Regions from separate parts of the Homo sapiens genome. Here region 2 is linked to region 1. A link is a loop called in an ENCODE intact Hi-C map of the cell type or tissue named here. Cell type or tissue: PC-9. All regions are shown on one strand. Links, peaks and the distances in the headings refer to the core of each region. The heading gives the core; the rest is flanking DNA. Region 1 overlaps CPA5 (carboxypeptidase A5). Region 2 overlaps CEP41 (centrosomal protein 41).

Evidence for each region. Peaks named below come from ENCODE experiments on the same cell type or tissue, not always from the same donor. Only the 100,000 strongest peaks of a DNase experiment are listed, where the experiment ranks them.
Region 2: a loop joins it to region 1, with 10 times the contacts of the local background. A loop is called at or near these places in 6 of 110 quality-filtered maps.

What each region holds. Positions count from the first base shown.
Region 1 is chr7:130,351,874-130,359,873 of GRCh38, forward strand. CPA5 (carboxypeptidase A5) reads left to right here. Exons shown (of 13, transcript NM_080385.5): 6 at 7,716-7,814. Among named protein-coding and RNA genes, the nearest start is that of CPA5, 11 kb to the left of the region's middle. RefSeq lists an enhancer at 375-1,021. In PC-9, for the core only: no CTCF peak of the experiment used is centred there; DNase peaks (open chromatin) are centred at 968, 4,498, 5,388, 7,768 and 1 weaker place; H3K4me3 peaks cover 1,132 bases; H3K27ac peaks cover 2,362 bases.
Region 2 is chr7:130,412,676-130,425,563 of GRCh38, forward strand. It overlaps CEP41 (centrosomal protein 41), which reads right to left. Exons shown (of 11, transcript NM_018718.3): 3 at 4,244-4,291. Among named protein-coding and RNA genes, the nearest start is that of CEP41, 22 kb to the right of the region's middle. In PC-9, for the core only: no CTCF peak of the experiment used is centred there; a DNase peak (open chromatin) is centred at 8,446; H3K27ac peaks cover 1,289 bases.

The DNA of each region.
Region 1 (8,000 bases), core at 1-8,000:
TGCTGAATGACTTGCTCGGTTGGGGAGTTCAGGACAGGCACAACCTTATTCACATGTGGGTCTTTGTTCCTCTGGCCCCCTCCCCTCAGCCAAGGTTCAGCTCCACGCTCCGTGTCAATCTTCCTACCCCAGTACCTACCATAGGACCTGCTGCTTCGTTGAGGCTTGATAAATGTCAGTGGAACTAATAGACATTCATTAGGAGGAGGAAAGGAAAGAGGAGTGGTCGTGTTTGGTGGCTAGGACCAGGCTGGAAAACCTCGATGCTGGTTTTTACTTTGGCCAGAGGCAGGGGAGATTTTGGAATCTCTCCCTCCCTCTGCCCTGTGATCAGAGGGATGCTTGAGAAACATGAGGCAGGGCCATTCATTCCACTCCCAGACACAGAGAGCCCTACTGTGTGCTGTGCATCGGGCAAGGGGCTGGAAACACAGAGATAAAAAACTTGGCCCTGTATCCAGGACAGCTGGAGGGTCGCGGGGGCCGGGGATGGAGGGGGGTAAATCGGTGGTTACAATGGAGTGGATGAGCGACTGATGGAGTGAGGGCGGTTGCTATGGGAGCGCATACAAGAGGCACTGCACGCCGTGCTTCTGAGAAGGCGGTAATTACGGTGCGCTGAAGAGCAGGTGAGGGGGGGCTGGCCAGAGGAAGGGGGGCCCCCACCCCGATTGGTGATGAAGCCAGACCCCATCACAAAGAGTGCCCTCCACCATGTGACGAGGTCAGGATTTTATCCTGACAACTAGGGGGGAGTCATGGGAGGTGCTTTCACATGATCAGATTTGCATTTCAGAAACACCACCCTGACAGTGACAGTGTTGAGTTGGGGACAGGACCAGGGAGAGACTGACAGGCAGGAGGGTGGTGAGGAAATTGCAGTGGGCCAGGCAAGAAATTATCTGATTCCGAGCGAGCTCTATTTGCATTTAATTTTTCTTCACCTCGTTCTTTTCAGCCCTTTGGTTTTTTTTTTTATTTTTTCCCTAGGATGAGTCACCATGGAAAAACTTCACTTGAGCAATCAGCTCTGTGGCTTTTAATGGCTTTTTTTCTGATTACAAAATTAATAAATATTCATGTTAGATAATTTGGAAAATAGTGGAAAGCACAAGGAGAAAACAAAAATCACCCATACTCTGACCATCTAGAGCAGAATACAATTGAGTGTAAATACTGCGTTGCCAATTTCCCTCGCCCTAGTGGATCACTCTCATCACCATGCAAATACAGTTATTTCTCCCATTTAAAAAAACCCTCTCTTGATCCCTTCCCTCTCCCCTCCAGCCATCACCCCATTTTTATGCTTCCCCATAGACTGAAACTCCTGAAAATACTGACTCTCCCTGTCATCTCCATCCCTGTCCGCCAGCAGGCTGCCCACCCCCTCACTTCACCAAAGCTTCCCTCGACAATGTCACACGCAACTTCCAGATCCAACCCGATGGCCGACTCTCAATGTTCCTCTTCCAACAGCACAACTGGTCACTCTCTCCTTCCTGGAGCCTGTCTCTTCCCCTGGCATCCAGGACTTCTGTGTTCTGTCTCCAGCCAGCACCTCCTCTCCTGGATCCAACCGCCTACTCAGTGTTTCCACCTGGGGGTGCAATGGGCATCTCCAACTTTCCAGGTCCAGACCAAGCTCCCCTGGCCCTTCATCGGTGCCTCCACAGCCCTCTTTATCTCAGGAAATGGCAACACCATCCTTCCAGTCACTCAGACCAGAAGCTGGGAGCCATTCTTGACCCCTTCCTCAAACTCCCCATCAACAACAGATTTATCGCTGCCTTCAGAATGGATCTTAGCACATCCCACACCACCCCCGAGGGCCCATGCGCCATCTCGTCCCTCACCTGGGTTCTTCCAGTTGCTTTCTAACTGCTCTCCCCCATTCTCCACCTTGATTCCTTATTACCTAATCTCAAAACAGCAGCCAGAAGAGTCCTTTAAAACTATTGCAAATTCAAGCATGTTGTTCCTCTGCTTAAAACCCAACTAATTTGGAGTAGAAGCCAAAGCCCTTGCAATGGTCATAAGGCTTTTCATTTTATTGTATTTATTTATTTTGAGACAAGATCTCACTCTGTTGTCTAGGCTTAAGTGCAGTGGCACGATCATGGCTCACTGCAGCCTCGAACTCCCAGGCTCACTCCATCCTCTCGCCTCAGCCTTCTAAGTACAGGCCCTGGGACTACAGGCCCATGTCACCATACCCAGCTAATTTTTGTATTTTTTGTAGAGATGGGGTCTGATTATGTTGCCCAGGCTGCTCTTGAACTCCTGGGCTCAGGCAACCCGCCAACCTCGAGCTCCCAAAGTGCTGAAATTACAGGTGTGAGCCACCACGCCAGACTGCTCATCTTATTTTAAATTGTACCCTTCTTCCCCACTTCTCCAACTTCCTCTTTCTTTCCCATTTCACTCTTGTTGACATTTACCTTTTTCTCATTGCTTATATAATTTAATTCTTTACTTCTTTAAATTATTATCTTGCTAGCTGAAGAGTACAGTTTTTATTTGTTTATTTGTTTTCTTTTTGAGACAGGGTCTCACTCCCTCACCCAGGCTGGAGTACAGTGGCATGATCTCGGCTCACTGCAGCCTCCACCTCCCAGGCTCAAGCAATTCTCATGCCTCAGCCTCCCGAGTAGCTTGGATTACAGGCACACACCACCACCCCTGGCCAATTTTTGTATTATTATTATTAATTTTTTTTTTAAAGTAGAGACAGGGTTTCACCATGTTGGCCAGGCTGGTCCCAAACTCCTGGCCTCAAGTGATCCACCTGCCTCAGCCTCCCAAAGTGCAGGGATCATAGGCGTGAACCACGAGAGGTTTTTTTGTTTGTTTGTTTTTGTTTTTTAAGATGGGGTTTTGTTATATTGCCCAGGGTGGAGTAAAGTGGCTATTCACAGGCACAGTCATAGCGTACTGCAGCCTTGAACGCCTGGGCTCAAGAGATCCTCCTGCCTCAGCCTCCCGAATGGCTGGGACTGCAGGCGTGCACCACCATGCCTGGCTTGAATAGCAGAGTTTTAAAGGTAGAAATGCTGTTGGCTGGTCTGTGGGTGAGTGGCAGCTCCAGAGAGGAGAAGAAGACAACAGGAAAGATTGCAGGAGAAGCCAGGGAAGACAGCAGCAGTGATGGGCAAGACCCTAAGAGAGATGGAGGCTGCCTGCATCATGGGGGTAGGGACAGAAGAAGAGGACCCAGGCCCCTCTGTTGGGCCCCATGAAAGTCAGGTGCTGACTGACTCCCCCAGATGACCATTAATGGGGGCTTTCTGCCCTCCAAGTCCTACAGAAGCTATCCTACCTCTGGAGAAACCCAGACTTCCTGGTCATGCCTTGTAATGCTCCATCACAGAGCCCTGGAGTCACCCCAAAGTTATTATCACCCTCCTTATCATTGTCACACTCCTCCTCATCATCATAGCTAACATTCACTAGCATTTACTACATGCCTGGCAAAAGTCTAAGCATTTAGCATGTATTAACCCTTCTAATCCTCATGAGAACATTGGTGTGTGTGTGTGTGTGTGTGTGTTTGTGTGATGGAGTCTTGCTCTGTCGCCCAGGCTGGAGTGCAGTGGCACAATCGCCCCTAACTGCAACCTCCGCCTCCTGGGTTCAAGCAATTCTCCTGCCTCAGTTTCCCAAGTAGCTGGGCTTACAGGCGCGCGCCACCACGCCTGGCTGATTTTTGTATTTTTAGTAGAGACAGGGTTTTGCCATGTTGGCCAGGCCAGTCTTGAACTCCGGAGGCCTCAAGTGATCCATCTGCCTTGGCATCCCAAAGTGCTGGGATTACAGGTGTCAGCCACTGCGCCTGGCTCTCATGAGAACATTTTAAAGTATGTGATAAAGTATGTGATAACATGACCTCCATTTTACAATGGGGAAACTGAGGCACAGAGATGTTAGTAATTTGATGGAGTTGGTGGCAGGATCAGGGTTTAACCTGAGCTCCCGCACCCTCAGACTCCACTCTCAAGGCATCTGTCCCCTCAGTGGTCATCACTGTTGTCTGTGTGGCACTTTAACTTTGCCTTTTAGACAGGGAAGCCTTGTGGTTTGGCCTTGACCTCTGAGGGGGTCCATTCTGAAAACTTCAGATCAGCAGCCACCCCCCACATCCAGTGCCACAGGACTGGAGTTGCTACTGGCCACATAGCTGCTACTGCAGATGTTAGACCTGGAAGAGAAGGCCAGGAACGTGGGAGGAGAGGCAGCGGCTGCTGTCCCAGAGCCCCCAACCCACTCTGTTTCCATGAGCTGCGTCCATTTTGCATCTGTGGCTGGAGTTCGGCTGTGAGAGATCTGCTCTCCTCCGCCTCAGCTTCAGCACTGGGGCCCTGCTACCTCCTCCCCTGCCCAACCCGGGAGGACTGTTCTTCCCTTAGGGCCCCCATCCTTCCTTGACTCATCGTAAATTAATTCACACTGAGGTATTACTTTCCCTGTCAGGTTATGGCTTCCAGGGAGGCAGATGGCTTACTTCTGAGTTGGTTGGTTTCTTTGTTTTGTTGTTTTTTCCTGAGAAGCCTGACAGGGCTGTCATTAGGCATTCCTCAGCCTGTGGCCTGACCGCATTCTTCCGTCACCCATCCCCTTCCCCCAGCCCCAGGAATGGAGCAAACGCTGGTGCATTTTCCAGGCCAAGGCAGATTCCTGTTCCTGGAAGTGGGGCCAGCTGTGAGGGCTGAGAATTCCCAGTTTGAAAGAGGGTGTCACCTCCATTCACAAGGCTGTGAGGGTGTCTGGAAAGTTATTTGCAGTTTGGTGCTGACTTCCCATTTGCCTCCAAGCTCTTGTGTGGAACAAAGGACAGCCTCCTGGGTCCTGTCTTCCTGTGGGTGTCCCAGGCTGTGTAGGGAAAATTGAGTCTTCTAGTCCTTTCTTTTTCCGATTTCTCCTCCCTGTCCTCCACTTTCACCCCAACTTCAGGCTTCCACCAGATCCTTGGAGACCCTTTGCCTTGTCCTCACAGCTGGCAGGCTGCTGTCTTCCTTGCAGCTGCTCGTCACAGCTGATGGCACCAGGCACACAGTGGCTGGCACACATTGGTCATGGTAGGCTGTTGAGATTTGGGTCAGCTTCCTGGGAAGAAGACAAATTCCTTTTGTTAGAGCTTCCCAGAAGTGTTTGTGAAGGGCCAGAGAGGACCGGGGCTCCTCCGGCCACATCTAACTTACCCAGCAATCCCAGCTTTGCCCCTGGCCAGCTAGTGCAGCTGGAAAACATCGCAACTGTAATTGCCTCGCATGGAGTTGGTGCTCAAAAATAAAGTGAGCCCCAAACATCAATTTCCAGTCCCATTTTTAAATCTATGAACCTGAACGTTGTAAGCAAGCCAACTAGGCCTCGGGGATGAGTGAGTCATTAGGCATTGCCTCATCTGTGGCAGGTGGGGCGGGGAGGGACACCGCTCTTCCTGACGGGGGTGGAAGACTCCACAGCAGCCATTAGGGCTTTTGGTTTTGCTATTATTTATTCATTTAAAAGTTCTGGGCTGAGGTGGGTGCATCACCTGAGGTTGGGAGTTCAAGACCAGCCTGACCAACATGGAGAAACCCTGTTTCTACTAAAAATACAAAAAATTAGCCAGGCGTGGTGGTGCATACCTGTAATCCCAGCTACTCGGGAGGCAGAGGCAGGAGAATCGCTTGAACCTGGGAGGCAGAGGTTGCGGTGAGGCGAGATCACGCCACTGTACTCCAGCCTGGCCAAGAAGAGAGAAATTCCATCTCAAAAAAAAAAAAAAAGTTCTTATTGAAGTAGTATAAGCACATTGCCAAAATGTAAAAATAGAGGATAGAAAAAATTTACTCCAAATCTGCCTTCTTCTATCTTAGCAGGCATTGCGAATATTTTGGTTTATATTTTTGGGATTTTAGTATCTTGCATTCTTATGCTCAGGGGTCCTTGAGTTTTCATCATTGTAAAAATCTTTCAAATTGAAAGAATAGTACAATGGAGTTTTTAGCTGTTGTTAACACTTGCATGCTCTTTCTGTCTACACACATATGCATACACACAGACATAAACATATCTGTGTATGTGTGTGTTTTTGTGCCTCTGTGTGTGTGTGTGTGTGTGTGTGTGTGTGTGTGTGTGTGTTTAGAAATAGGGTGTCACTCTGTTGCCCAGCCTGGAGTACAGTGGTACGATCATAACTCACTCTCAATCATAGCTCACTCTAGCCTCCAACTCCCGGGCTCAAGCAGTCCTCCTGCCTCAGCTTAAGTAGATGGGACTGCGGGCATGCGTCACCAAGCCTGACTAATTTTTTAATTTTAATTTTTTGTAGAGATGGGGCCTTGCTTTGTTGCCCAGGCTGGTCTCAAACTCCTGGGCTCCAGCGACCCTCCTGCCTTGGACTCCCAAAGTGCTGCGTTTACAGGTGTGAGCCACCATGCCCAACCTGCATATGTGTTATTACTGTTGGCCTTTAGTTTTGATAGTTGGCCTTAAGGAACCCAAGGGTACAGACTAGAATGCCTGGTTCTTATCTCACCTCCACCACTTGTTAGCTTTGCCATTAAGTCCCTTTACCACTCCAATCTGCTTTAGCTCTAAAACAGAAATAGCTCATTTCTGTCCTGTTTTCAGGTCATCTGACCAGATCAAGTGAGATCATGAACATAAAGAAGCTTGGTCAACTAAGGCTCTAGCCCCAAATAAGTTATCAGCAAGACTTAGTTGTGGCCCAGTGCTGCAAACAAAGGGCAACTCGCGTTAATGAGGATGCTTTCTCAGCATCCTCTGTGGCAGACGACCTGAGTACTTCCCACACTGGACAGTCTGTGCTGAATCCTGGGGTGCCTTGGCTCCTGGATGCCATTATAAGGGCATGGGCTTGGGTGAAGGACACTAGCTCATCTCACTGTGACCCAAGCAGAGAAAAATGTCCCAAGATTATGTAGGTGGTCTGAGCAGTGAGTGAGTGGTTAACCCAACCAGGCATTATACTGCCCTCTGTATGGGCAGCGGGAAGTACCATGTAAGGCTTGAATGCTTGACTCCACGTTGATACCCAAGGACATTGCTTTTGGCTCATCAAGACTTGTGTTTAGGAGATAAGTGAAAGACCATTGGCACATTAATCATATTGATTTGGACTGACTTTGGCCATGCCTGGCTTTCTGAATGGCTTGGATACCAGTTGTCTAGGCTGTTTCCTAGAAGTGGAGTTAATGTTGGGGGTCAGAGGAACCCTCTGCTTCCCCCAGGGGGGTCAGTGCACATGGTTCACCTTGGGTCCTGACTCAACAGAGTGTTTATTAAGTGCAAAAGCAATGTTGGCAGTAGACTGTGAGCACCTTTTTTCCCCCAAAAACACCTTCAAATCCATTATTACATTTTATCCTATGAGGTGGCAAGGCAGATATTGCTTTCCCAATTTTCAAGCTGAGGAAACTAAGGCCACAGTAAATTCCACAGCCAGTTAGTGGCAGAGGCAGACCTAGAACCCAGCTCTCTGGACTCCTTGCCCTGTGATCATTTGGGAAATGGCAGCATGACTGCCAGCTTGCCAGGCAGAAGAATCAGCCAGCAACCTGGACCTTCCTTCTGTTGTGCAGTTCACACTCATGGTGGCTCATTCTCCTGTGTTGCTGCTGTCTTTATGCACAGCCAGTGGAGGCAGGGCTCAGAAGAGGCATAGCCAGCCCAGCTCTCCCCTTCCTTTCCAATATGTGTTCCCCATCACCCAGGTGCTGCTGGATGAGGAAAGACAGGCCATGGCGAAATCCCGCCGGCTGGAGCGCAGCACCAACAGCTTCAGTTACTCATCATACCACACCCTGGAGGAGGTAGGTCTGGCCGGGCAAGCTCTGGGCTCTCTTGTGTCTTTGGGCCCCTTAGGGTCTCCTGACTCAGTCAGAAACTAGTGAAGGACTCCAGGGTTTATGGGAAACTGTGACTGACACTTAGGGACTGTACAGCAGACATTAGGTTAAGGTCTGTTAGGCAGAGAGTCATATTCAAAGAGATCTGGA
Region 2 (12,888 bases), core at 1,912-9,911, 63 kb after region 1:
GCTGGTGAGACGTTCATGCCCCACTATTCTGACTCCAGCTTAAAAAGAAAGCAATATTATTCCTGCCATTACACACTATGCTGAAGCCACAGGACAACATTTCTAAGTGTATGCTGGGCACACAGCTGTGATTGGTTCTGATCATCTCTCAGCTTCTCTCCAACTTCACTCCAATAAAAATTAACCTACTTAGTTTCGCAAGATGAAAAAGTTCTGCAGTTCTGTTGTACAACAGTATGAAAATACTTAATGCCACTGACCTGTACACTTAAAAACCATTACGATGGTAGGTGTTATGTGTTCTTGTTTTTGTTGTTTACTACCATTTTATTTTATTTATTTTTATTTCTCTGTCGCCCAGGCTGGAGTGCAGTGGTGTGATCTCGGCTCTCTGCCACCTCCGCCTCTCAGGTTCGAGGGATTCTCCTGCTTCAGCCTCCCGAGTAGCTGGGATTACAGTTGCCCACCACCAGGCCTGGCTAATTTGTGTATTTTAGTAGAGACGGGGTTTCACCATGTTGGCCAGGCTGGTTTCGAGCTCCTGGCCTCAAGTGATCCACCCACCTCAACCTCCCAAAGTGCTGGGATTACAGGCGTGAGCCAAAGCGTCCGGCCCCACCATTTAAAAAAATAAAATAAAACCAACTTAGGCCAGGTTTGGTGGCTCATGCCTGTAATCCCAACACTCCAATTAATAATACAACTAATAATACAAAATACAACTAATAATACAAATCCCAACTAATAATACAAAAATTAGTTGGGCATGGTGGTGCACACCTGTAATCCCAACTACTCCAGAGGCTGAGGCATGAGAATCAATTGAACCTGGGAGGTGGAGATTGCAGTGAGCCAAGATTGCACTACCACATTCCAGCCTGGGTGAGAGTGAAACTGTGTCACAAAAAAAAAAACAAAAAAAAAACTTAAAACATCAATATTTATTCAGTGCTGTCTTGACAATTCTGAGCTATAACTCACATATAGGTACTTCTGCACTTGTGTTCATAATTCTTCCCATCACATTAAACAGTTATTAAAAACTAAGCCAGTTGCACTTTATCTATTATCTGTTCCATAGATACGTGTTAAAGGTTAGCTTCCTTAAACTGTTTTGAAGATGACAGTCAAATTCTGAATGGTTTTCAGTGTTGAACTCTGCCCGCCCTCATGCTTTCCTCCTCACCTAGGTTTTTATATTGGTACCCATGACTCTTTAACTGCTGCCTCATTATTTCAGAATTATTAAAGGTTAGCTGGTTAATTGCTATGGCCTTCACAGCATAAATGTCTCATAAACCAAGACTCCTAGCAACAAAGGAAAGGATTAAAAGTATTTAAGATTATTTACCTGGTGTAACTAATCACTTTCATGAATTTTCCAAAAACCAGCACAGACCTTAAGACTCAGAGTCGGGAAATGATACTACTTTAAAAACTAGCCTTCTGTAAATATATCAAGGCTTTTTAAAAATAGGGAATTAAACTTCTCTGTTCTAAAATGTCTTAAAGAGAGCAATTTGGCTAATAACAGACCATTACTTCTAGGAAATGCTTAGAGATGCTGCTTCTGGATACAACAAGGTAACAAACCTATATGCAGTGGAACTTCTAAAACCTGCCGGGATGCAGACCCAAATAGGCCGAGCTGAGGCTTTACAAAGTACAACCAAATAACTACAGTGTTCCTTTTGATTGCCACCAACTTGCCCACCAAAAGTCGTTTATGCAAATCAAAACAACAATAAATCAGCAAATGGAAACAGCCAACAGCTTTCAAGTAGTTTGCACTGTGACATTTATCCACTGATATTCTTTTGGTATGGTTACAAGGTTTAAAATGCTTCTAAGCATAAAATGTATACTTTAAAATCTCCTTTAACTAAACAAAGATTAATTTAAACAAACAAAAAAAAGACTGCTTTATTCTAAAGATTGGGATTTCTACTGTCTTCTGCACAAGCACTAGCAGCCCCCTACATATTTGAACCTGAACTCCACGTACCTGGTTCTGGTTTAGAAGGACAGCCGTCAGTAGGACTTTTTGACATGATTACTCAGAGATAAAAGATCAAACTAGATGTTCTACAGTAAGTTTAAATTTTTATAAAAAGGATGACTTGGAAGGCTCTGTCAGTCTGTCCTCGCAAGAGCGAACAGAGCTTTAAGAATGGAGCTTCTGCTATGTGTCTTCTCCCAAACTCTGTGTTGAAGACAATCCTAGTTTCAGATATGTTATCAAGGTGTGCTTCTCCAGTAAGTCTAGGTTCTAAGTCTGTCTCTCTCGAGTTACTGGAAGGACAGAGACCTGACTATCTAGGATGTTTCACACTGGGTCCAACTAGTGTCATCTAACCACCAGAAACCAAGAATGGGCTTTGTAAATTGTCAATAGACATAGAGTGTCTATTTTCCCCAGGTAGAGTTGAAAGAATATTCAGATTACAAAGGATTTCTGCATTTTCAGGGTTCTGTTGAAATGCATTATTAGCAAAGGGAAGTTGGGTTCACAGTGGAAGACAAATCAAAGGAAGTAACAGAACAAGGTTTGTGGTTTCACAGAAAGAAATGGCATCTAAGGTAATCTGAGTAAAGTGATGGGTCTAGGGTATCAAGAAACAAGGGAATATTCTCCTCCCTTTCAACCCCAAATAATACTTACAACAGAAAATGGGGAAAGAGAAGGAAATATCTTCTAAAATGTAGATGCCAAACCAGAATCTAAAGCAATTCTGTCAGGGAATCAGCACAAAGTGTGTGAAATGGGGTAACAGGAATCTCCTGCTCTACTAAAAGGAAGCCCTCCACTCCTACAGAGGGAAAGTGAAGCAAGCATTTTTCAAGGTTCTGTTCCAAGGGTATTGTTCTGGGAGATCACCTCCACGTAAGGTTTAGATATTAAAGAAACCACATCGTACTTTGAAGAAATGTTTTAAGTGAGGTTATGGCAACCTGGGCAGAGTGGGACATTTTTATGGGACAAATTTCTAGTGAGGACATGTGAACTCACACTCAGCTGCAAATGGATGAGAGGTGACAGAGACGACAAACCCAAAAAGAAGCAGGCCAGCTGGATTCTGCCTGTCTTGGATGAGTCAAGGATGGCAACAATGAAGTGTAGGTGAGTAAATGCGATCTTTCTCCAGAGTTTAAAAGTATATATTTTATATAGATATTTAAAATACATATACTTATGTAATATAAAATGTTCAGGAAGAAAAGAGAAGGATACTGTGGCATTACATATTTTTAAGAAGTTTGTAGCATTAGCCCTTATAGCTGAACATGGCAAATGAAAACACAGCATAAAGCAGCTCCTGAGTCCACATCTATTGGTTGGGGTTTCCCAATATTGCAGCAATTCAAATGGAACTTTGATTTCAAATAAAAGGTCTGCTGTGTAAAAGAAGAAAATGTTCTGATGTATTCTGGATGTGCAATTTTATCTTCCAAGAAGATGTACATTACCAGAGCCAAGTCCTGAACTATGATTAATCAGAGTACCTCTTTACCACCATTAACTAAATATCCCCTAGCACTGGGTTCTCTTATTCAAGATATGAGCAAATCCATCTTAGAAAATAGATGTTTCTACTTCTTCCTTAATTCTGGCCTTGAAGTATACACTTTACATCAGTTTTGGATGCAGACTGAAAAATTATGATTTTGTGCAAGGGCAATGCACTCAATGACTGGTAACATATCTTTGCAGATAAGTTTTTTAAAAGGATGTAGATGAAATATGATTTTTAATTAAAAGAAAACAGACTGCAATGAATTGATAATGCATAACACTAAGTTCTCACGTCCCTGTCTTCCATGAATACTCTCATTTATACACACAAGAATGTTCTGAAGGAAGATATTATTACCCCCTATCTCAAATAGAGACAAAATAAGACAGAAAAGATGAAATATCTTGAAGAAGGGCATGAAGACTGCAGTACAATGACACTAGAAGCTTAAGCAGAGCTCATTCCACCAGATCTGACTCTGCAGGCCAACACTAATGTCTCCTATGGGATGGAAATAGGGCAGAATTTAGGCCTACAGGCCACAATCTGAGAAGCAGCCCAGTACAGCACCCAGGATCTCCCACAGCCCTTGAGGCACCTGCTAGGCTTATCGGACCATCCATAGCTCTCTGTGCCTGTCACCTGTGGAACACAATTGTTAGTTAAGAACCAATTTATAGAACAACTATAGACTTCCACTCTCCCAAACCATCAAGAGTGTTACTTACTTTTCTTAATCTCTTCGAGCTTCTCAGTATATTTAGTCATACTGTTACCTAAAAAGAAAATAAGGGGTTTTAGATATACTTTAAATGGAAGCAAATGAGTAACACTGTGGAAACAGAATGGAGGAAAAGTATCCCCTAAGCTTTCCTATCCTGTTCTTAGGGGATTCTGGACAGCAGCAAACAGGCCACACACAGTAAAATCTTTTGGATAATACAGCGTTATTAAAAGTTGCAGAGCCGAGGGAAATGTTTTGGTAGAATGTGTTTAAGCTGGGATGCATACCCCCAAAACATTGACAAGTTCCAGGAGATACAGATGATCATTTTCTATCAGTTTGTTTTTCAAGTCTAGGCTTTCCTCCTCCTTTTATCTCCCCTGCCCCCGCTGACGATCTTTTTGTGGGGAAGATACACAGAAGAGGAGCAAAAAGGAGGCAGTGTTCTTTGAGTGTCTAAAATGTGCCTTTGTGGTTACCCAAGCAACTCTCTCCTCTCGGCTTTGTCTTCACAGTTTCCTTCTCTTTCCTGAACTTACTCTTCTACCGTTCATGCTCACGTTGCAGTCTGAACTAGACTACACAGTCTACACACTAGTATTCACCATAGATTTGATGTGCTGAGAAATAACAGCAGATTCTTGAAACTGCAGAGAGGCCCCAGCCCTCATGTTTTATAGTATGTTTCTATAATACTAGTACTGGCCAAGGTGGTTTGGAGGTTTTCAGACTTAAAAAACTCAGCCAGGAACCTTCTGGTTTCCAACTCAATTCTAGCTGTCAAGCCAGGGGCTATTATATTTTACTGGGTATGCTTCGATTTGATTCAATTCAACGCAGGAAGCTCTTTCTGTCACCTAAAAGGTATGGCAAAAGGAAAACATTCAAAATAATTTCTCATTTCTAAAACTGTGCTCCTAACTTTTTAAGCCTGGAGAGGATCTAGTCAGATGCAGCCCCAACATCAGATAAAAGAAATGCTTTCAATTAATAGTAGCATGAACTGACATTTTCAAGGACTATTCTGAACTTTTCTTCATGTTTGGGTCAGAAGCAGAAAAAGAAAATCCTTGCTCTGAAACCCAAAATACATTTTCAAAAAAACAACTTATTTCATTGGCTATTATTAAATCTTTACCATGAATTCATCATGGAATAAAAATCCACCATTGTTTTCTTTTCTTTTCTTTTCTTTTTTTTGGTGTTAAGACATACACTCTCTGTATCCAGGACCAGAAAGGAGGATTCAGAGCAGGCCTGGACCTGGAAGTTCCAAGAGAAATGAAGGCAGTCAGGGCTGCCAGGAAGGCCTAAGCCTTCTCAAGAGAGACACTGAATACCTCTTAGAAGAGGCCCAAATATCACCAAGATTAGAACCAAATACAGTCTTTCCTAGGTTCTTCAAACTGCAATTGACCCGAGATGTGACCAGATCTTCAGAGCAGAAGCCACAATTTCTTCCTGGACACACATCTCTCCTGCCCACTGCAACTCTGAACTCAGGCGTGGACTTGCCTGGTCAATACAATGGCGGAAGAAGACGGCAAATCAGTATGCTGTTCAGCTTCCCAAGTCTCATTCTTAAAATATTTTACCCAGTAGCTTTAGGTTATATGTCCCTGAGTCACCCACAGTTGCATGTTATTGACGTGGCAGGTAGTTTCTTTCGGCTAGGGAAGCTTTAGGCAATCTAGTCAGAAAATGAGGGACAAAAAGGAACACCTGATTTGTCTGGTGGCATGGCAAGTTAGTAACTAAGCCAGGATTCGCATTTCCAACCTCCTGAAAAACACATCTTTTTTTGTTGTGTTGTTGTAAAAAAACACAATTAATCATGAGGTAAATTTGTAGGAAATGCTACTTCCTTAATAGTGAGAGGTGGGGATCATCTTGTGTTGTAAATTCCCTGAAGAATGGAAAACACTAGCCAACCTTATTTATCCAGTCTTTATTATTGAAACACTGCATTTCCAAACCACAACCTTATTTATCCAGTCTTTATTATTGAAACACTGCATTTCCAAACCACAACCTTATTTATCCAGTCTTTATTATTGAAACACTGCATTTCCAAACCACAGTGGTTTCTACTAACAAAGTGTCTACACTTCATTTCTCCATTAATTACAAACATTTCAGGGTAATTACACTTAACACTTTATTTTGTATCAGCTGACCCTCACCACAATGCAGGGAGGTAGGCCATCATGCCCTCTATTTGTTTTCCCCCTAAAGGAGAAGGCTGAGAAACAAGTTTTTTGCAATTATACAAATATTTGGTGAAATTCAGACCAAATCTGAGAGGACTACTGATGAGTTCTTTTCACTATAGACATTCATTCTATCCAAGAATGGGGAAAAAAGGAGAATGGAGGATTTCTTCCTTGCTTTAATTGGACAAATGAGATAGCAGGATGGCTGACACAAAAATACCCCTAAAAATGGTTTGAGAAAGTATGAAAAGTAGCATTTTTATCCCACTGTGTAAACTGCTTACATCTTAACTATGCAGCCTATCTTACTGTATCTAATTGCATCTGAAGATAGTTTCTGACTACCTTTTAAAAAGATTGGAAATGAATCCATTTCATAATTCACTTATTTATAAACATGGCTTTGTTTCATACAAAAGAAGCCTAAAAGACTATCCAAGAACCAATTTTTTTTAAAAAAAATTGAAATTACACATTACTGCCAGATACATTTTCCCAGATAAGACTTTTTGATCAAAAAGAAAAAAAAAAGTCAGTGGCTCCCCATTGCTTCCTAACTAAAGCTGAAACTCCTTGCTCTAGCACTGGACACCAACTCACTACCTCTTAATGTTGCCTTAATTACTTAACTTGACAAACTCTTAGTCTTGCATTCTCTAACGTATCACCTTGCCACATACTCGTAAGAGCTCACTCAGCAGGAAGTGACCTTTCCCTCCTCTGAGCCTCTATAGCACTCGGCTTACAACTCACAAGGCATTTATCACTGTATTGTCTTACCTACCTTACTAGACAGAAAGCCAAGGACTATTTATGGGCACGTACACACACACACACACACACACGTATGAATAATCTTTATCCCTTCCATTGTCTAGCATAGGAGACACTCAAAAATACTTGCTGAATGATGGTCAGGTGCACTGGATCATGCCTGCAATCCCAGCACGTTGGGAGGCTGAGGAGGCAGGATTGCTTGAGCCCAGGAGTTCCGGACCAGCCTGGGCAAAATAGTGAGACCTCGTCTCTACAAAACACACACATACACAAAAACTAGCCAGGCATGGTGGCACATCCCTGTAGTCCCAGCTACTTGAGAGGCTGAGGTAGGAGGATCCCCTGAGCCCAGGAAGGGGAGGTTGCAGTGAGCAAGAATGCGCCACTGCACTACAATGCGGGTGACAGAGTGAGACTCTATCTCAAAAAAAAAAAAAAAAAAAAAAATGGCCAGGTGTGATAGCTCACACCTGTAATCCCAGCACTTTGGGAGACTGAGGTGGAAGGATTGCTCGAGGCCAGGAGTTCAAGACCACCCTGGCCAACACAGTGAGAGCCCATCTCTACAATAAATAAATAAATAACTAGACCTGGCACAGTGGCTCACGCCTGTAATCCCAGCACTTTGGGAGGCCGAGGCGGGAGGATCACAAGGTCAGGAGTTCGAGACCAGCCTGACCAACATAGTAAAACCCCGTCTCTACTAAAAATATAAAAATTAGCCAGGCATGGTGGTGCGCACCTGTAGTCCCAGCTACTCAGGAGGCTGAGGCAGAAGAATCGCTTGAACCTGGGAGGCAGAGGTTGCAGTGAGCCAAGATCACGCCACTGCACTCCAGCTTGGGCAACAGAGCGAGACTTCATCTCAATAAATAAATAAATAAATAAATAGGAAAAATACACATTTGCTGAATGAAATTTACTATGGAGATCTACTAACTGAAAAATCCTTATAATGAGTTATTTTATAATGCAAATACTTCCCAATTTGGTCTGAGTTTCTGCACACCTGATTTTCTTTAAACTATGTACAACTTGACTTATATACAGTATATGTTATGTGCTACATATATGACTCATATTGCTTCACGACTTAAGCAACCTATAAATGTATAAGGTAGCATTTAGCTTCTACTTTGTTTACTTACAACTAAAGTTGTGATAAAAGATATATAACAAAACTTTACAATTAGAATCAAGAGGAAGAAACAACCCGACTATAGCAACAGTGCTGTGCAAACACAGAGTGCAACTGATTCAGTGAATGAGTCATTCATTAGATTTTTTCCATTGTTTTCCTATAATTTAATAACATTATTTATACTGAGCCAATAAGAAAAGCAAGTGATTTTGTGCAGCAGTAATCTAAAGTAGATGAGATTTATAAGGCACGAACTCAGTTGCTAAGAGACAACTCCATGGCTTTATTTTTCTTCAATATTTCCCTCCTCTATGGAGAAGTTCTCTTGGCTTGGAAGAGCAGAAAGCATGAAAAGAGGCACAGTGGTCCTTTGTTAACCTCAATAAGTGATATGTGTGTATAGTGCTTTCTGGTTTATAAAAGCCTTTCACATATATTTCTTCCTTTGACGGAAGAAACAGAATTAAACAACAAATAAAAATGAAGAGTACCTAGTCTATAATGAGTTTGATGCTTACAGTCAAGGCTATTAGCAAATATTCAGGAAAAGTAAAGCCTAAAGAAGAAAAGAGGGAATGAATAGTTTGTCTAGAGATAATAAAAGGAAGGTGAATTTTTAAAAAGACAAAAATAAGGCTAGAAAAGACTGAGTGGAGAAAGCCTACAGAATTTCAGAAAGCTAAAGAAATTGGAAATTAGATTGAATATAGATAGAAATGGGAGGACAATGCAGCCAATGAAAGACTGTGGGGACTAATAAAGGGAGAGCCCTGTGGTTTGGAAAGTGTCCCTTAATCAGCCTGCAGTGCTGCAAAACAGAAACCCAGAGAGGGTGCTTGAGAATATACAAGAACCCTGCGGTGGTGACTGAACAAAACGCAGCCAGGGATTTCATCAGAAGCATAATCCATTCATGGCACAGTCTGGCAGTGCTGGGGAGCTGGTAAGATACACACAGGCACCTATGGAACAAAAGAAATATTTGAAGTTCAAAATAATTCTGAGATTTCTAGCCATGGCTGCACTCAGTGTTTGAGTTCATATGAGAAGCAGAGCCAGAGGTATAAAAACAAAAAATAATCTTTAACCAGGAGGAAGATAGCAGTCTTTGAAGAACTCAGTAGAATGTGATTTGGGTGAAGACAGGAGATATCACGAAATTCTTGATTTCTTGTGATTACTCTGAATTGCTTGCTGTTTGGTAAGAAAAGATGAAAGACCCATCTATTTAGCCTAAAAATGAGAAATGCTCACTCATTCCTGTGCCTATTTCCAATGCTCTGACTGCAGAGCTTAAAAACAAACCACAGGTAGAAACTCTGTACTCTTACTTGGGCTATAAGGTCCCTTTTCTGTTTTCTTAACTCCTCACCCTTTTCACCTCATGATACACATACAATGATAAAATGTGGATACAATGCTGGGTTTGGGTTGATCCAGGCCCTGTTGGCTAAAGGGCTGCAGGGATCTGTACCCTGGCACATAATGCATAGGCTGCTGCACACCAGGTAGAAAACTTTTTCTGAATACACAGGGAGGTAAGTCACAAAAATGCACAGAAATATAAGCATTAAAATAAAAATCTCTCCCCTAAACTGACTTTAGAATAATTTCTAAATTTGAAACAACAAAAAAAATCGAACACTAGAATAAGATTTCTCTCCCACACTGACTTTAAAATACTGTGAGTTTTAAGCAATGAAACACACTTTGGCCCTTCCAAAAGCTTTACAAGACTAGTTTGGGAGACTTCTGCTTCCAGAAAGATGGGGTAGATGTACTTAGCTACTCCTCCAGCTAAGAAAAAGAAAACCCTCGATAACCCACAGAATGGGAGAAAATATTTGCAAATCATATTTCTGACAAGACTCTAGTATCCAGAATATATAAAACAACTCTTTTTTTATTTTTATTTTTTGGAGACGGAGTCTCGCTCTGTCACCGAGGCTGGAGTGCAGTAGCGCCTTCTTGGCTCACTGCAGCCCCCGCCTCCTGGGTTCAAGCGATTCTCCTGCCTCGGATTCCCAAGTAGCTGGGACTACAGGTGCACGCTGCCATGCCTGGCTAATTTTTTTGTATTTTAGTGGAGACAGGGTTTCACCGTATTGCCCAGGCTAGTCTTGAACTCCTGAGCTAAGGCAATCCACCTGCCTCGGCCTCCCAAAGTGCTGGGATTACAGGTGTGAGCCACTGCGCCCAGCCAAAAGAACTTTTATAACTCAACAAATAAGAAGAAAAATAACCCAACATAAATATGGGCAAATGATTTGAATAGACATTTCTCCATAAGAGATATACAAATACCAAAAAGCACATAAAAAGGTGCTCAAACATTATCAGTCATTAGGAACATGAAAATCAAAGCCATAATAATATACCACTTCATGCCCACAAAGATGGTAATCAAAACGATGAACAATAACAAGCATTGGTGATGATGTGGAGAAAATAGAGCCCTCCTACATTGCTGCTGGGAATGTGAAGTGGTGTGGCTGCTGTGGAAAACAGTTTGGCAGTTCCTCAAAAAATTAGACATACAGTTACCATATGAAAAGCAATTCAAGTCCTAGGTATATGCCCAAGAGAATTAAAAACACATGTTCACACATAAATTTGTACACTGATGTTCTTAGCAGCACTATGTCCAGTAAGTGTAAACAACCCGAATGTCCATCAACTGATGAGTGGGTAAACAAAATGTGGAATAGCTATACAACAGAAGATTATTTGGCAATAAAAAGGAATGAAGAACCGACACATACTACAGCATACATGAATCTTGAAAACATTTCACTAAGTGAAAGAAGCCAGACATAAAAGGCTACATACTGTATGATTGCATCTACACGAAATGTTCAGAATAGCCAAATCCATAGATAGAGAAAGTAGATTAGTGGTTACTCAACATAGTAAATATGTCAATTCTCCCCATGTTGACAAACAGGCTTAATGCAACTCCTATCAAAATCACAGCATTTAAAAAGTAAATGTAAATATGATTATTCTAAAATTCATATGGAAAGGCAAGGGAATTAAAATAGCTAAAATAACTGTATAAAGAAAAAGAAAGGCTGGGCACTGTAGCTCATGCCTGTAATTTCAGCACTTTGGGAGGCCGAGGCAGGTGGATCACTTGAGGTCAGACGTTCATGACCAGCCTGGCCAACATGGTAGAACCTTGTCTCTACCAAAAAATACAAAAATATTAGCCGGGCATGGTGGCGCCCGCCTGTGATCCCAGCTACTTGGGAGGCTGAGGTGGGAGAACTGCTTGAGCCCAGGAAGTGGAGGTTACAGTGAGCCAAGATCACAGCACTGCACTCCAGCCTGGACTACAGAGTAAGACCCTGTCTCAAAAAAAAAAAAAAAGAAAAAGAAAGTGGGCATAGTCAGTTTAACCAATTTTAAGTATCCAATTTACTATACAGCTATAGTAATCAATATTAGGATATTGGCAGAAGGCAGACACATGGATCATGGGATCAGAATAGAGAACCCAGAAATAGACCCACGTAAATATGCCCAACTGATTTTTGACAAGGGTGAACACGTAATTAAATAGAGAAAAGGTAACCTTTTTAACAAATGGCACCAGACCAATTGAATATCCGTAAGCAAAAACTTAGTCTTGATGTGAGTCACATCTCTTATACAAAAATTACCTCAAAGTTTATCATGAACTTATATATAAAACTTTTAGAAAAAAAATCATGGTAGAAAAAAAAATCATTGGGATCGAGGCCAGGCAAAGACTTTTTAGACTAGACAACAAAATAATGATCCATAAAAGGAAAAGCTGATAAAATGGACCTCATCAAAATTAAAAACTTTTGTTCTTCCAAAGACCCTGTTAAGAGGATGAAAAGACAAGTTATGAACTAGGAAAAAATATTTGCAAACCATATATCTGACAAAGGATCAGTAGCTAGAATGTATAAGGAGCTCTCAAAATTCAACAGTAAAAAAGCAAACAAACGAATTAGAACATAGGCAAAAGATATGAACAGGTATTTCACCAAAGAAGGTATACAGAAAACAAACAAGCACATGAAAAGATGTTCACTATTACCACAGGAAAATGCAAATTAAAACTGCAATGGGCTGGGTGCGGTGGCTCATGCCTGTAATCCCAGCCAAGGCGGGTGGATCACTTGAGGCAGGAGTTTGAGACAAGCCTAGCCAACATGACAAAACCCATCTCTACTAAAAATACAAAAATTAGCCAGACATGGTGGTGCGCACCCGTAATTCCAGCTACTTGCAAGGCTAAGGCAGGAGAATCGCTTGAACCTGGGAGGCAGAGGTTGCAGCGAGCCAAGATCATGCCACTGCACTCCAGCCTGGGTGACGGGATAAGACTCTGTCTCAAAAAACAAAACAAACCAAAACAAAACTGCAATGATATATGCCACCACACAGCTATCAGAATGGCCAAAATAAAAGCTGGTGACAACACCAAATGCTGACAAGGATGTGGAGAAAATGAATCATTCATCCATTGCTGGTGGGAATGTAAAA